Regions from separate parts of the Mus musculus genome. Here region 2 is linked to region 1. The links are chromatin loops, found by intact Hi-C in ENCODE. Cell type or tissue: left cerebral cortex. All regions are shown on one strand.

Evidence for each region. Hi-C counts contacts between places; a loop is a spot of excess contacts. Peaks named below come from ENCODE experiments on the same cell type or tissue, not always from the same donor. Only the 100,000 strongest peaks of a DNase experiment are listed, where the experiment ranks them.
Region 2: a loop joins it to region 1, with 4 times the contacts of the local background. A loop is called at or near these places in 6 of 42 quality-filtered maps.

What each region holds. Positions count from the first base shown.
Region 1 is chr2:25,861,257-25,869,256 of GRCm38, forward strand. It overlaps a transcript of Kcnt1 not described here. Among named protein-coding and RNA genes, the nearest start is that of Kcnt1, 13 kb to the right of the region's middle. In left cerebral cortex, CTCF peaks have their summits at 3,175 (motif pointing right) and 4,464; DNase peaks (open chromatin) are centred at 1,122, 1,793, 2,226, 2,691 and 5 more places; H3K4me3 peaks cover 1,540 bases; H3K27ac peaks cover 3,635 bases.
Region 2 is chr2:25,909,149-25,917,148 of GRCm38, forward strand. Kcnt1 (potassium channel, subfamily T, member 1) reads left to right here. Exons shown (of 31, transcript NM_001302351.1): 24 at 57-158; 25 at 446-529; 26 at 666-788; 27 at 1,118-1,138; 28 at 1,878-2,208; 29 at 3,507-3,569; 30 at 6,631-6,718; 31 at 6,849-8,000. The coding sequence ends at 6,969. Among named protein-coding and RNA genes, the nearest start is that of Kcnt1, 35 kb to the left of the region's middle. In left cerebral cortex, CTCF peaks have their summits at 4,295 (motif pointing left) and 5,139; DNase peaks (open chromatin) are centred at 4,273 and 5,265.

The DNA of each region.
Region 1 (8,000 bases):
GATGCTGCCATGCTTCTGCCTTGATGATAATGGACTGAACCTCTGAACTGTAAGCCAGCCCCCATTAAATGTTGTCCTTTATAAGAGTTGCCTTGGTCATGGTGTCTCTTTACAGCAATAGAAATTCTAAGACAAACTCTATACCTTACCTTAAGGGCAGGCTGAGGGCCTAGGATATGAGCAACTAATTTGAGCCACAAGACATTGAATTCTTATAGAAACAGGCAGTTCACTGACGTAGCCACCTCAAAGGAGACAGATGATAGAGATTAACTCTGGGTCCTATCTGTCTCCTAGGCTCTCCCGGGGTCACCCAGGGAAAGAATGAGAAACGGAATAAGAAGTGGACCCCTGAATCCTGGAAGGTGGGCTAGAGCCATGTTCTCTCTCCAGTTGTCCCACCTTTACAGAATCCTCTAGTTGCCCTGCCATGCTTGCCCCAAAGTTCTTCCCAACATGGCTGAGTCCTCCCCACTATCTCCCAAAGCCTGGGACATGCAGTGAACAGAAATATTGACATATTTCAACCACAGCCCTCCTACCATGGGCACTCTCCCAAGAGGCTCTAGGGGCCCTGGTCTGCTTAATAGTCAATTCGAGTTTGTAGGGTGTGGAGGGGCTAGGCACCACTAAGGAACATGAAGGGGGAGCTGGTGGCAGGAGGTCCAGGGGATGCCCACTCACAGCGCCTGCTCACTCTTGTGCACTCTTGTGCAGCAGCACTCTAAGGTTGCAAGAACAGCCTGCCTGTCACTGCTCCCAAACCACAGCTGGGTGGGGGCAGGACCAGGTCTGACTTCAGGTGCATCTCCTTTCCCTGAGGCCCCCTGAAGTAAGCAGAGACTCTCCCCTGACCCCTGACCCCTGACCCCTTGGATCTTGAGGCCAAGAGGGAAAAATTCAGAAGTGCCCAAAAGGTCAGGGCAGCAGAGAGTGCAGCTCCTAGGCACCTGGTGCTGCCTTCCTGGGAGGCTTGCCAAAAGAAATAAAGCCCTGAGCCCTGGCCATGTGCTTCCCCACCTGCCAGCACCTCCCCAGGCCCAGCCAGCTTGTGACTAAGAAATAACAATCAACTCCGCCGATGCTATTAGGAAAATGTTATTTTTCAAGTGCTGCCAGATCCCAGAGGTTGGAGCTGTGATCTGAGAAACATGTGAGTGTTGCCACTGGCAGCCATGGCCTGAGACAGCCACTGAGCATCCCCAGCCTCCAGAGGAAGGGAGTGCCTACACTTGTCAGTGTGCTGGTAGTCTGAGGGTGGGAGGACCAGGGTGGACAATACACCCACTCTTCCCAACTTGAGAATGAGAGTCCAAACTCTGCCTGAGGTAAATGTCCCCTTCATCTTCTACCCCTGTGGCCTACTTTGAACAAACATAGAGCAAACCCCTTCCCCTCAGGCCTTATTTGGAGAAGCTTAAGCAGGTCCAGTGGACTGGTGCTGCGTACTTAAGTGTGAACACTGGCTGCCTTCTTGGGCTCTTTGCTCTTGGCTGAGCCACACTGGGGCACTGCTAAGTCAGGTAGGAGGGAACTGGGCATTCTACCGACTGAATTCTACTGTGGGGTGCTGGAAGGCTAGATTGACAACAGGCTGGGCTGAGGGCCAGGAGCTCTGCCATGCCAGGGTACAAGAAGCATAGGACCCTGGTTAGGTCAGGAGCCCAGTGGACCACAGTCCCCCACTTGTGCCAATGCCCACAGTCCTGTCAGTTCGTGGGTGCAGTTGAGTCTAAGCCTGTTCTCACTTGGTGTGTTTAAGCTGCTTACTGAGTCCTATGCTGTAGGCAGAAGTTTCTACAGATAGCTGCGGTTTGGAGGCTGAAGATAAATGTCCCCAGCTTACTGCCTCAGGAGGCTGGGAACTGGAGCCTGGGGCCCTCTGCCAGCCAGTCTCCAGCTGCTGTGTCTGTTTAGTACAGCTGAATATGGATATGGAGGAAGAGAAAGACCAGAAAAGGCAAAGGGTGGACATACTGCTGGCCGCTGGGGACAAGACCTTCCTGGTGTACATAAGGCTGCCCCAGCATGCTCCACATGTCCCAGTTCATATCAGTGACTCCCACGATTGGGGTAGGAGTCCTTGGAAGTCCAGAGTCGTGAATCTCATCTTTTCTGATTTGTTGGCCCTAGAGGGCCTCCTCTTAAACTGCCTCTTGCCAGTCAGCAGTGAGAGGCTGAGAGGAGGCCTTGGGGGGTGGAGATGCTGGCTCCAGAACCTGAAGAAAAGCTGAGCAACTGGCCTTGGAGCCGACTGTGGGGGCGGGGAGGCTTGCCTGGCTTGAGTCCAGGGAAGAGGAGGGCTCCTATGCCAGCCAACTCAAGGAAGACCAGGGACCTTCAAGTAAACAATGTTCTGGAGTTAGCCATGACCACTCCCATCCGCCCCCCACCCCCGACACACACACACACACACACACACACACACACACACACACACACACACATCTCCTGGGAAAAGAAAAACCTTAAGCCCGCCCGGAGGACCCGGGAGGCGCCCCGCCCCCGCCGAGCTCCGCCCTCAGCCCCTCCCCCTGCAGGTGCTTGTCCCGCCCCCGCGGGGGGTCGCGGAGGCCGGGAAGGGCTCGCAGGGGTCTGCGCGCGACCGGCGAGGGCGCGGGCGGTGAGGGGGCGCTGCCTTGTGCCTGCAGGCGACCCTGCTCAGGGAAAGTCGGCCGCGGGGACGTGCTCCTGGACACCGCCGCCTCACAATGAACGACCTGGACACGGAGGTGCTGCCCTTGCCGCCAAGGTACCGATTCCGTGACCTGCTTTTAGGAGACCAGCCATTCCCGAACGACGATAGGTAAGTGGCGGAGCTGTCCGCGGTGCTGAGTCCCGCACGAGCGCACGCGCACCCTTCACGCCCCCCACCCCCACCCCAACCCCCGCTCTGTCCCAGCAGCCGCCACAACGTTCTTCAACTTTCTCGGTTTCCCTGGATAGAAAGTTTTGGGTGGGCTGGGATCCGGCGCCTCTTCCTGCGGGGACCTGGAGCAGGACGCGGGGGTGCTAGCAGGCTCTGATGCACGGGGGTTGAGGGTGGAGTAGGGGGCTAGCTCTGTCTCCCCGTGCACGTACGTCCGTTCTCATCCCCAACCCCAGCGCTCCACTGATTTGAGGATCAGTCAGATCTGCACGCACGATGGTCGCAGAGCCCCGCAGCCAGCCAAGTAGTCACCAGGGGTCAGTGTCCTTCAGACTCCAGTTTCAGCATGGTCATATTTTCAGAGTGAAGGCGGTATGGCGGTATGACGTTCCCTCACCGCAAATTCTCCTCTGTGCTTTAAGCAGGGGTCAACCGAATGATACTATGGAAATAGCTCCTAAGTGAAGGGGCTTGGCAGGAAGCTGGAAAGAAATGTCTCTTTCTGCCTTTTCCCCAAATAACTCTCTTGGTAAACACTAGTGTTCTTGCTGCCAGCCTCAGGGGAGGTGCTTTCCTTTCAGCAAGGGAAGATGGTGAAGGACACTGGCAGACTTGGAAAGGCTGGCTTATGATCAGAAACTTCTACTTCTGTTCATCACCTTCCCAGGGCTATGTCTCCCCCAACCTTGGACTTGGATGCACTTTCCCCCAAACAACGTAGTTCCTTGAGTTAGGACAGAAAGTACATGAGCCTGCAAATTGTCAGGACACACACTGAGCACTTGAAACAACCAACTGGGAAATCACTACTGAGAACGAATCATGTTTGTGAATAGGTCAGTGTGTTCAGAGCTGGAGTGCATGCAGAGTGAGCTTGATCATTGCTTTGCCTACTGGACCAATGATATTCTAACAGACGTCCCTGGGTGTTCAGAACCATTCATCCTACAGAGCAGGGCAGAGACGTGTGTGCACGGGTGTGTGTTCCAAGTCTTCACTGGTTAGAACCAGGGAGGTTGGATCCTGTGCAGGCATGTCTGTTCTCATGTCTTTTGCTATGTAGCCCAGACTTGCTTTGATTCAGCATCCTCCTGCCTCAGCTCCTTGAGTGCTGGGATTTGCAGCCGTGTGTCGCTGCATCTGGTTTTAGAGATGCATTTTGATGTCATGTTTTCTTGTCTTTTGAACCAAGTGCTACAGTAACACACATACCTGCCTGAGGAAGACCCTGGCTTTGGTCTAGTTAGCAGTGTCTGCTCAGACAGAGAGAAAGATAGGTTGTCTTGGCTCTGCCATCTGCAGGTGGGGACTTCACATGGCAGGGCTTGGGCTTCTGTGAGTCCCATTTCCTGTGCCTGACATCTTAAGTCAGCACCCCCTCCCTCCTGGTGCCTGCTCCACTGGGATTCGGTGAGTTCCGGGAATTAGCAGCTGCGGAGAGTTCTCCCATCCCAGTGCTTGGTAAGAAACGGCATCTGTCTTCCCAAAGTGCCTGGGGCCTGACTGGACAGATGCCAGTGACTAGCTGATGTAGCTGAAAGACTGCCTCCCTTCCTTTCCAGGCATGGATAGTGAAGATTCCTGTTGTCAGCCATAGGGTGGCAGCCACAGTCTGCCTGGTAACAGCTGTCTTCTGCCCTGGGGTGAGAAACTGCTGTTAGGGCAGTGGCACTTTGTGCAATGTTTTTAATTGTGATACATAATGAAACATGAATTTTAAAACAGTAAGATTAAACAAAGCCAGGGTTGGCACAACCCTCGACTCTCAGAAGACAGAACACAACCATCCTGAATATTTCTCTCCCTTCCCTTCCCTTCCCTTCCCTTCCCTTCCCTTCCCTTCCCTTCCCTTCCCTTCCCTTCCAAGTCACTCCCTTATCTCTAAAGCTATCTTAGTATCAGCCTAGTGGGTGAGTCTAGCCTCTCATGACTTTCAGGCTTTGGTCCCTCTGAGCCCCTAGGTTCTCATCACAGGCAGGTAATACAGAAAACTGTGGGCTGAGGTCTGCTCCAGAGCATCTGAGCCCTGTGTGTACACAGACCCAGCACAGACTTCAAGCTGAATACGGAGAGGGCAGAGGAGGTCCCTCCTGCTGCCTGGAACCTGCCCGATGGTCCTGCTGTCACTCCCACCAAAGCTTTGTCCATTCCCTCCCCCTCCTCCATACCTGTCTCCTCTTCCTTCTGCATCATCACTGGTTCTCAAAGTGGACGATGGCACTGGGAACCCTTCTTCACTACTATGATGTTGGCCTAAGCAACTGTGCCATGTGTCTAGGAGGGCTTAGTCAGGGACAGAGGGAGGGGAGGCTCTATCTGCCCTGCTTTCTCCCAGGAGTTCTCTGGAGTAGCCAGCTGGGTCCCAGGCTGCAGGCAATGGGCTTCTGCACCAGGGAGATGTAGCATAGATGTACCCTCACAGCCTGGGGTAGTGGTCTCAGCGGGGGGCTGGGGGGGGGCTGGGCTAACTGTGTCCCAGCACAGGACAGGCTCAGGTTAGATGTTTAGCACCTCCCTCTTTGCCCACTGGTCTTGCCCCACAACTAGCTCTGCTGGGCAAAAGTGGGGGGATATACACCCCGACTCTTGGAAGACTGTAAGCAGGCAGGAAGGGCCGTGTGGGTTTCCTGTTCTCCATAGGAATAAAGCTACTTACTGCTGGTGAGTCACTGCAGCTTCCGAGGCCTTGACAGGGAGGTGCTCAGCCACCCACATGTGCAAATGAGGCTGCACCGCCAGCCTGGGCACTCTTAAGGACACTGAGCACTGCACACAGCCCATGAGGGGCAGAGTTGAGATCTCACCCACACTGGGGCCCATGTTACTGCGGATAAACTCCCACCATCTGTGCTAAGTTCTGAGACCTTCAAGGGGTGGGGAACAGTCAGAGAGAGCTCAGTGGCTCCTGTTGCATTCAAGGTTCTAGACCAAGGCCTTGCCCCTTATGATACCTTACTGTCCCAGCTACGGGAGTCCTGGGCATCTTAAAGAGGTTGGGTATACTCTCCACCCAGAACTACCCCCTCCAAGTTCCCTGATCTGGGGGTGGGAGTATAGACTCACATTCTCCCTGTAAATGTATGAAGACCCCTGAGAGGATGTTATGAGAGGCCTCAGGCTGTGGTGTTGAAGGAGTGTCTGAATCTCAGAGTCTTGTCCTGGTCTGTAAGAGAGACTAAGGCTTCAGTACCACCACTGGCCCTTTGTCTGCAGGATGAACAGGGCACTGCCAGGCTGCTCAGAAGAGCCAGCCATGGGAAGACAGGACCTAGTAGGTCACCACTGGCTGGGCTCTAGGCAGGTGAAAGCAGGTTTGTCCCTGGATTAGTCTGCTCAGTTCAAACCTGAAGGGAAGTCTTCAGGGGTCCAAGGTGCTGCTGCAGACGGCAGGCCAGTGCAGGCCCCATCTGTGCTGTCCCTGGCTCTCAGACAGTGGAGCTCAGCTCACTTCTCTGAGGCAAAAGCATTGAGTACGTTCTGATAGAATCATAAAAAATGGGAAGCAGAAAGTGCCCTGTGGCCAGGGCAGTGGGGTGCCCCCCATTAAGGACAGCCATGGGGAGTAGAGAGCCTGTGGAACCTCCTATCCCTTCCTGTCAGGAACTGAAAGTGCACCAAGTTACCCTTTGGGGACTAAGCTGAACCCTTCTCATGAGATGCAGGCCCTCTACCCAAGTCTCCAACACCGAGATTAAGGAAAGGTGCCTCGAGGGACAGCCCTGCACTCAGAACTACTCACTGAGATTGTTAATGACCATAGAGCTGGGCTGGGCAGTGCTGCTGATGGGGAGGGGCTGAGCTGGGAGTGGAGAACTCCGCTGGATAGCTGGATGCCCACTAAGTGCCCTCCTCATCACTCTTGAACGAGCTTGCCCTCGGGACCAGAGCCTGGCTCCACATCCTAACCACTCCCACAGCTTCCGATGCCCCGTCCTTACCTCTACCCTTGTAGTCTGCCTCTTCTGCTGCATATAACCATTTGGATCCAGAACCCTCACCTCTGCCTCTGCTGGGCAGCCCTGCTTGCACCACACCCCGCCCCACCCCGCCCCACTCTCTGTACATCCCTTCCAGGACAAGTAGCCTCCTATTTGCACCTTGAGCCAGCAGTAGGTGACCAGAGGGCACTGGGACCAGAGTTTGTGCATGAAGCCCTCGAGGGTAGCTCTAAGGTGGGAAGTATTAGGGACACATCTAGTTCTCCTTTGGAGGTTCCTTGGGCCTTGACCAGGAGCCCTTATGGATCCCAAGTTAACACACACAAGCATCCAGTAATGCTTGTTCAGAAATGGAAAAGGAGCTTTGACGATGGAGGGTGTGGCCTGGCTTGAGCCAGGGTGGTAGTGGGTGGGATATGTAGGTCATGCCTGGTCAAGAGTCCAAGGTGACAAAAGGGGTTCAAGAAGGAAGCAGGGTACTACTGGTGATGAGGGATGAGGCAATCAAGGAAAGGCCAGAGCACAGGATCAGAGATGGAGCTAGGAACCCCAGAAAGCACAGTAGCATCTCCAGCACACTCAAGACTGGAGCTACCCAGCTGACTGGGGCTTCATACCTGCCAAGAGCAGACTTCAAGTGAACTGATGGGGCAGGAGATGGGAACTGCCATGGCAGAGGACAGAGCAGGAGATGATGATAGGCCTGTGAGGCCCTGGAGCAAGCTGAGCACTCCTGCCCACTGACTGGCACTGGGTTCTGTCCTGTGTTTTCTGCCCAAGGCTTCTGAACCCAGGAAAACATCAGACGGTGCTGCCTCCCACAGGGACTTCATTTCAAACACCATCTAGGTGCTTCCCTGGCTCTGCAGAGGCTCGACTGATGAACGGGACAGGCTGTGGACTGCTGCCTGACTTAACCTGCACCCTTCTCTGGGCTGGGGCGCTCAGCTAGGGGTCACCAAAGTCAGAAGGGCCAGCTCCCTGGACTCCAGGAGCTCACTTAGATGTCAGTGTGCTCTCTCTCCATCTCCCTGTGCCCCGTGGATATACTCTTGTGCCTCCTAGATGGTTGAATCAAGGCCTGGTTTCAGCAGGAAAAATGAGGACAGGGTCTGAAAGATTCTGGAATGTTCAGGTACTCTCAGGTGTCCTAAGCAAGATATAGGTTGAGACTTTTCAGATCATTGTCCAGG
Region 2 (8,000 bases), 48 kb after region 1:
ACACTCTGATGGCCACCCACAATCCTTTGTGCCATCTGAGGACCCCTTCCTTGCAGCAAGAACGGGAGAACGGCTCCAACCTGGCCTTCATGTTCCGCCTGCCATTTGCTGCTGGTCGAGTATTTAGTATCAGCATGTTGGATACACTGCTCTACCAGGTCAGCTGGAATGTGGAGAAAGGTGGGCAGGGTCCCATAATCCCTAGGCCAGAGTCCACAGCCCATCTATGGCTGACATCTGGTCCTGCTGCTGTGAACAGGCCTCCCCAGGTCCCCCTGACTTTCTCCTGCTGGAGCAGCAGGTCTCATTGCCCTCAGGGATACCCTAGTACCACTCTGGGGGGTTGGGATCCTGGTCCTTTTTGGACCTCATGTGCTGGGGCGGCAGGCAGGTTCTGAGTGTGGAGGCTGGAGTGTCTGCCTCACATGGCCCTGCTGCCCCACAGTCCTTCGTGAAGGACTACATGATCACCATCACCAGGCTGCTCTTGGGCCTTGATACTACACCAGGCTCCGGCTACCTCTGTGCAGTAAGTGAGGGGGGTGGGGGTGGGGGGCGGGTGTGTGGTGCCATACGGCACAGCCACCCTCCGTGGCTCACTGTAGCTCTGGGGCTCTGGGTGCTGTTGTAACTCCTCTCAGCTCAGAGATTCCCACTCGTTGCAGATGAAGGTAACCGAGGACGACCTGTGGATCCGCACTTACGGCCGCCTCTTCCAGAAACTCTGCTCCTCCAGCGCCGAGATCCCCATCGGCATCTACAGGACCGAGTGCCATGTCTTCTCGGAGGTACATTCCCAGTGCCGTAGAGCTTCCTTACAGCCCAGTGCTGAGGAGCTGGGCGTTTGCCATGGGCTCCTTCCAGGTGGGTTCAGCAGCTAAAGCGTGTTCCTCCGGTGAGGACAGCTGCCACTCTGGGAAGAATGGTGACCTTGGCAAGCATCCCAGAGCTCCCGGGGGACTGGGCATGGTGTTAGGGGAGGTCTACCTGACGTGGGCAGCACGCCTCCCACCCTCCTGCCCCCTGCATGTTCTATATGGACTTGGAGAGGCCAGGGTGCACTGGGGAAGAGGCAGACACACCCACAGGTCCCAACAGCCCTTGGCTTCCTTTACAGCCCCATGACGTCAGAGCCCAGGTGAGTACCCCGGGCCCCTGTGGAGCTCCTGCTTCGTGGGGCTCTTCCATACCTTGAGCAGGCCCCTGGGCAGCAGGCGGGAAATGAAAATGTGTTGGTCACTGGGCAGTTCAGGGTTGGGGGCGTTTAGCAGTTACTATCCTCCCACACAGTGTGGAACTAAGGCAGAAGCAGATCCAAGATTTCAGCCCATGGTCTGTACCCCGCACCCCAGCCCAGCTCCATGTTCATTAACAGGTGGCAGGTGCCTATATGGTCTGACCTGGCCCTCACGCCCTCTTTATCCTCCCCAGTGCCTCTCACACCCACTTAGGCAGGCACAGCCTGTTTGCTCTCTGTTTGCTGACTCCCAGGGATGTGTTTGGCAGTGACACCTGCCCCATCTGTGTATGGGTATACTGTGGTATAGACAAGGGCCCCTAGGATAAGGTCAGGATATGCTGGGCTAGAGGGACCAGGCCGGCCCTAGACGTGATGGCCCAGAGAGGCTAAATCCTGGTCCAGAATGGAGCCAGCCTGTCTCCATTTCCCACCCTCAGCCCCAGGGAAATGGGGACAGGCTGGCTCCATTCTGGACCAGGAGGCCAGGCAGACTGGGGTACAGATGGGAAAATAGAGCCCCACAGTTCTTCTGACCTGGAGAAGGCTGGAGTTCACACTGTGGGTCCAGGGCCCATCTCCTCTCCTGGCACACCTCATGCCACAGGGGGGCCCAGACATAGCCCTCCTGCCTGCCCAGTCTCAGATCTCGGTGAACATGGAGGACTGCGAGGATACTCGGGAGGCCAAGGGACCCTGGGGCACACGAGCTGCATCTGGCAGTGGCAGCACCCATGGCCGTCACGGGGGCAGTGCTGACCCAGTGGAGCACCCACTACTACGTCGCAAGAGCCTGCAGTGGGCCCGCAAGCTGAGTCGCAAGAGCACCAAGCAGGCAGGGAAGGCACCTGTGGCCACAGACTGGATCACCCAGCAGCGGCTCAGCCTGTACCGACGCTCAGAGCGCCAGGAGCTCTCAGAGCTGGTCAAGAACCGAATGAAGCACCTGGGACTGCCCACCACTGGCTATGGTAAGGGCTGGCAACAAGGCAGGGCCGGTAACAAGGCAGGGCCGGTAGGACCATAGCAGATCAGCTGATGGGCATCTCATATCTGCCTGACCCTTACAGCTGGGATGGCCCAGGTCTACCATGGCCTCCCTGGGCTTACTCAGCAAAGGGCAGAGGGCTGTCTGCAACCATGTCATATGGAGAAGGTTCAGAGTGACCCACAAACTGACTCATTTCTACCACTCTGGAGCCTCAGTTTCACACACACACCCCCCATAATGTAAGGGAAAGAGTAGAGAGCCAAGCCAGCTCCCCCAAAGCTCATCACCTTCAAGTGGGGTACAAGTTCAGTCTTCCCATCCCATGAGAGACATGAGAGGCAGGGAGTTGGCAGGGCCACAGCACATCCCTGCCCTGGTCATCAGAGACAAGAACAGCCTGCACACTTCTCAGTCCATCCCATGTCCCTCCCAAGGCAGTCGCCATAGCTCTGTTGCTCCAGAGTCAGCCTTAGGAGAACATCTGTGCAAACAGATTTTTGTAACTCCTTTCTCTCTGTGCCATTTTGGGGGTAACACCAGTGTGACTTTGATCAGGACTTCCTCTAGAGATGTTACCTCTTGATGAGGTCAGAGGGGCCCAGGATCTCTATTCTGACCTATGCCTCTCCCCACTCTTTCAGCATCTCAGTACTCAGCCGTTGCCAAGGCCCAACCTACATGCTAACGTCCATTGTCACCCTAGAGACTCCTCCTCTAAGTAGAAGGAGCTGCCCGGGCGTCACTGGGACTGGGCGTCATAGGGCATAGGCAGTACATATTGGGCATGCTGGGTATGTTCACAAGACAGTGGTAGACCTGGAGAAAGGCCTGGCTGGGGAAGACTGAGACCAAAGTTTTAAGGCCACCAGAGCCCTCCCCAGCCATGCATACAGTGTAGAGAATGTCCCGATAATGCCCTAGATCTAGTGGCCTCCTCAGTACTCCTGCCTGGGTGGGGATTCCGGCATTCACAAGCCTTTGCAAGTACGAGCAGATGCAAAGTGGAGCCCTATGACGACCTGCCCTGTGTGCCCTTTAGCCTCTGCAACCCAGCCCCTGCCAAAGCTTGCCAGATAAAGCCTAGATCCTCTTTGGCAACTGACTTGCTTCTGACGCCACTAGTGCTGGCCACCATTCTCCCAGCGTGGACGGTGTCTGCGTGCAGCTGGCCACTGTCCCCCACCCATTCTTCTGTGCCAGCGTGCCCACCCTGCCAATGCTTGCTGACCTGTCTCTCTCTCTCTGTTTCTGTCTGTGCCTCTCCTATGTGTTCCATAGAGGACGTAGCAAATTTAACAGCCAGTGATGTGATGAATCGGGTAAACCTGGGATATTTGCAAGGTAATTCTGCTCCAGTGAATACTGGCCACCACACAGGGGATATGTCAACCCTTTGCCACCTTGGCTGGGCCAGGCAGAGACCAGAAAAGAGGGCTTTGTGTGTCCACAGTGGGTTCTCAGACCTTCTGCCTCCCTCCTTGGTTTGGGCCTCCTAGCTGAGGGCCATGGGAGCCCAGATGATGGAACCCACCCTGGTCCCAAAATACTTGACCCAGTTCTGTTAGGATGTGCCATGCCACCTAGCTTTGGACTGACTAGGCAGCAGGCTATCCCAACAACAGCTGGTCTCTCTGGCTAGTCCCAAGAGATGCCCAAATTCCCTGTGTGTCTCAGTAGGCAGGCATGAGGATGGAACTTAGCGTTGGCTTTCTGTGCTAAAGCATAGAAAGACCTGGATTACTCAATCCAGGTAGACGTGGGGGCTCCAAGAGAAGTCTCTTTCTGCTTGAGACAGAGATCTACTTACTTCTCATCTGTGTGCTTCACCTCCTCTAAGGAGCTCTCCCTCCCTGAGGCCCAGAGCAGAGGCTAAGCCACTGCCTTTCAGTGTCTCCCCTCAAAATAGGTTGTCAAGGAGCTTTTGGGTTATCTGAGCTCAGTTAAGCTGGGTCCTTATTTGCAAGGATGGCTGTGGGAAGCCACAGAAGTGAAGTGTTGGCATCTCTGGGCTTGTGGTTTTTCTCATCCTGCCACCCATAACAGCAATCACGGAAGCTGGGCCCTCTGCTGGGCACTTGGGGTTTTGATCTAGGGCTGGTGACTTCCATGAACCAAGCGTATCCTGCACCCAGTTACATCTGCTTCCTGTGTGGCTGCTAGGCAAAGGTGGGCAGGCAAGGGCTTGGGCAGCTCCTACAGGGTCACAAGATGCTCTTGGGTGTGCAGTGAGTGTCACCTATGTGCTCACTGGAGAAAATGTGCTGGGACTCAGCAACAGGAACTCACAGTACTCTACGGGCATCATGGAGTGGCATCAGGATGTCTGGCCAGAATGTCACACTGTGCTCAGAAAAGGGCAACACCAGGCAGGGGTTGGGCCCAGAGGCATAGCCACTGGAGTTACTCTGGCTCTGGGATGAGCAAGCTGAGAATCCAGTTATTACCCTCTAGCTACATGGGAAATGGATGTAGAGGGCCAGGGCCTGAATCTCGGGGTTACTGGGCTGGGGGAAGGGGAAGGAGGAGAGGGGACACAGCTGTTGCAGAGGCATGATCTGTTGGGAGTTTCCATTCTAGAAGTGCATTCAAGCCAGGTCTTGTCCCCACCTACCCCTACACCTGCTGTCCACCTTTCCCAAGCATGGGGGCTGCCGAGGCCATCTTAGCTTGCCTTCCCCATCCCAGCAGTTGGGAGTCAGTGCCACAAGACTGACCACAGCCCCTCCTTGCACTACAGCTGGAATTTGGCATGGCCCCCTCAACTCAACACTGAGCCAGGCCTAGTCCCATCCTGGGCTTTGCTAGTCTCAGACATTTCAAGATCTGACCTCGGTTGGAGGAGAATCATGACCCAGGGCCTAGCCCTGACAGGGGAAGATTCATCAACAGCTTCTCACAGCCAGGCTTCTAGCCCCACCTTTAGGATGACTGTATGGTGGTCATGACAGAAATGAATCAGTACTGTGGTCTGAAATGTTGTGCTCACACCCGAATACTCTTGCTTCTGCACAAACCCTGCTGTCCCTGCATTACCCACGCCACTGCATGAGGGCCTTGGTCCCAGAATCACACCTCTCCCATTTGGCTCCCAGCATGAGTCATACCATGGGTATCTTGACTGTAGGATTTGAGGGGGGAGGAGCAAAAACTGATGCTCATGCGACAGAACAGCCTTCCTATATGGAGGGCAAGCCACCAGGCCTTCCTACCCTGCAGAAGTAGATGGAGGTGTTGACTCCATTTCAACTACCCCAGGTACAGACTGTTTGAGGTGCCCCCCCCCATTTCTCAGAAGCATTTTGTGCCACATTCCTTCATCCTGGAGCTACAGTTCTGAGAGCGAGGCATGCCCCTCCCTGGCTCAGTTGGCTACCTGGCAGATTCTTTAGTTTCACAGAAGGGTCAGTCTCTTTCTTAGGGTTATGTCCAGCATGACCAAAGGATAGAGAGAAATGGAAGGAGCCAGGTAGAAGATGCCCTGTCTCAGGTCACCTTCATTTTGTATGCTCGTTGAGTCCAGAGATACTTCTAAATATGAAGTAGGTAAATTGAGGTCAGCAAGCTAAGGGCCATTGCCAGGACTGTATGAGGCCATGGTGACCTGCTGGCCAAGCACAGGCACCAATGAGATAACAGGCTGCTTCTCTGGACGGGCCACGTTCCCATGAGTCAGTCCATGGTCACCCTGGGGCTAGGAGCTTGTGGCAGCAGAGCCACAAGCAGGAGGGAATGACCCTGTTCTCTGATCAATGAGTCCGAAGTATAGGGAGTAGAGGTGGCCTTCCCAGCCCCCAGGAATGGGGGTCCTGCAGAGCACTTCAACTGAGGTTGCAGCTTATGTACGTATGTAGGTGTGAGGTAGATGGAGTGTGTATGGGGGGGGGGTGTGCATGTGGGTATGTGTCATGTGCAGGTGACCAGTAGTGTTTATGGGTACACAAATGTATATGTACAGGTGCAAGTATATAGGATATGCACAGGTCCTTGCAGGTGTGTTTAAGTGTGCACAGTTATATATTCAGGTGAAGGCATGCATGGATATGCACAGGTGTACTCAGGTGTGGTGCAGGTATGTGTACATCTGAGCATATGCACCTGCCCATACAGATCTATAAGAAGCAGGCATGTACAGGTGTGCTCGGTAACTCTGTCCTGGCCCCACACACTGGTGAGACATCATCTAAGGTTGGCTCGCAGCTGAGCAACCTGCGCAGGCAAGTGGGAGCCAGTGCTCTGCTCTTCCTATGGCTGAGCCCTGCCAAGTGCAGGCAGGAGCTGTGGACAGGTGTCAGAATCCATCTGTGGCCAGAAAGGAGGGACAACTCGCTCCCCTGGCTCCTTGGGGCCCCGCAGAGCCGTACTGGGTGGGGCTGTGGTGACACTTAGGCTATGTCCTTTTCAGATGAGATGAACGATCATCACCAGAACACCCTTTCCTATGTACTCATCAACCCCCCGCCAGACACAAGACTGGAACCCAACGACATTGTGTGAGTACCAAGTGCTGGCCATCCCAGCATCAGGCATGGGGGAGGGGGGGGCGGGAATCACCTGGCACGGACCTGGTGTGGCTGCCTACCTGGCTTGCCATTCCAGGACCAGCCTTGGTGTCTTCTGCAGGTACCTCATCCGTTCCGACCCCCTGGCCCATGTGGCCAGCAGCTCCCAGAGTCGGAAAAGCAGCTGCAGCAACAAGCTCTCATCCTGTAATCCTGAGACCAGGGATGAGACCCAGCTCTGAGCCCCATGCTGGGGCGAACAGGACGACACAGGAGAAGAGAGGAGACACTGTCACAGGCTGGCCTGGCCCAAGCAGGCTGCATTATGACTTTATACAGTGGCTCCAAGACTTGCCCCCAGAAAGGAAATCCTCTCAGTGGGGCCAGTCGTGAGACCACTGGACCACTCTGGAAAGTGGCATGAAGCATTTTTTTAACCTTTTTTACAAATCTGAATGATTTGCATCTCTTTACATAGCTGTACCACAACTCGTGACTGGGGTCTGGCTAAAGAGTGAGGCAAGCAGACAGGACAGGGACTGGACCCTATCCTGGATCCCTCCGTCTTGCATGGCTTCACTCAGCAATTTCTGAAGGGGTGCTGGGGTGCATGGGAGAAGTAATGACCTGGAACTGGAGAGTTCCATAGGGGACTGGGGAGTCCTCCTGCATGGAAGCCAGCTGTGTTCTCTAGCCATTCAACATGCTGTTCTGATCAGTTTCTGCATGGTTCTGGGAGTACACCAGGGCCTATGGGGTGCCTCTCCCCAGAACCAGGCAAGGGGCCAACCAGTAAAGGTGCCATGCCCTTTAAGAGGAGAAAAACAGAGGGGCTTAGAAACCTGGTCGGGAGAGCCCCAACCTGAGTCTGAGCTCTGCAGCCCCTGCATGGGGGAGGGGGACCACAGTGGCTCCTCCAGAAGTCCTGAGCTGTGGATGGAAGTCAAAATGTTCTTTCTAGCTCTCACACTTGAGCTTTCCTAGCCATGGCCTTTGGGGACATCGAACTGGCAGATGATGTGTCTCCACAGACCATTTCACACTCAAACTCTTGTCTCTAAACTCCTGATCTGAGAAGCACAATTAGCTCTGGGCCCTGGTCATGCCTCAGGTCTCCAGGGATTGCTTCAGGCAGCTGACTTCATTCTTGTTTATGGTTTGTATGATCAGAACTGGAACCTTCTATTAAAATGGATACATCCTGCAGGCATGCATGGAACAAGGCAGCCCACCATAGCTCTGGAATGGTGGTGGTGGTGGTGGGGAGACAGCT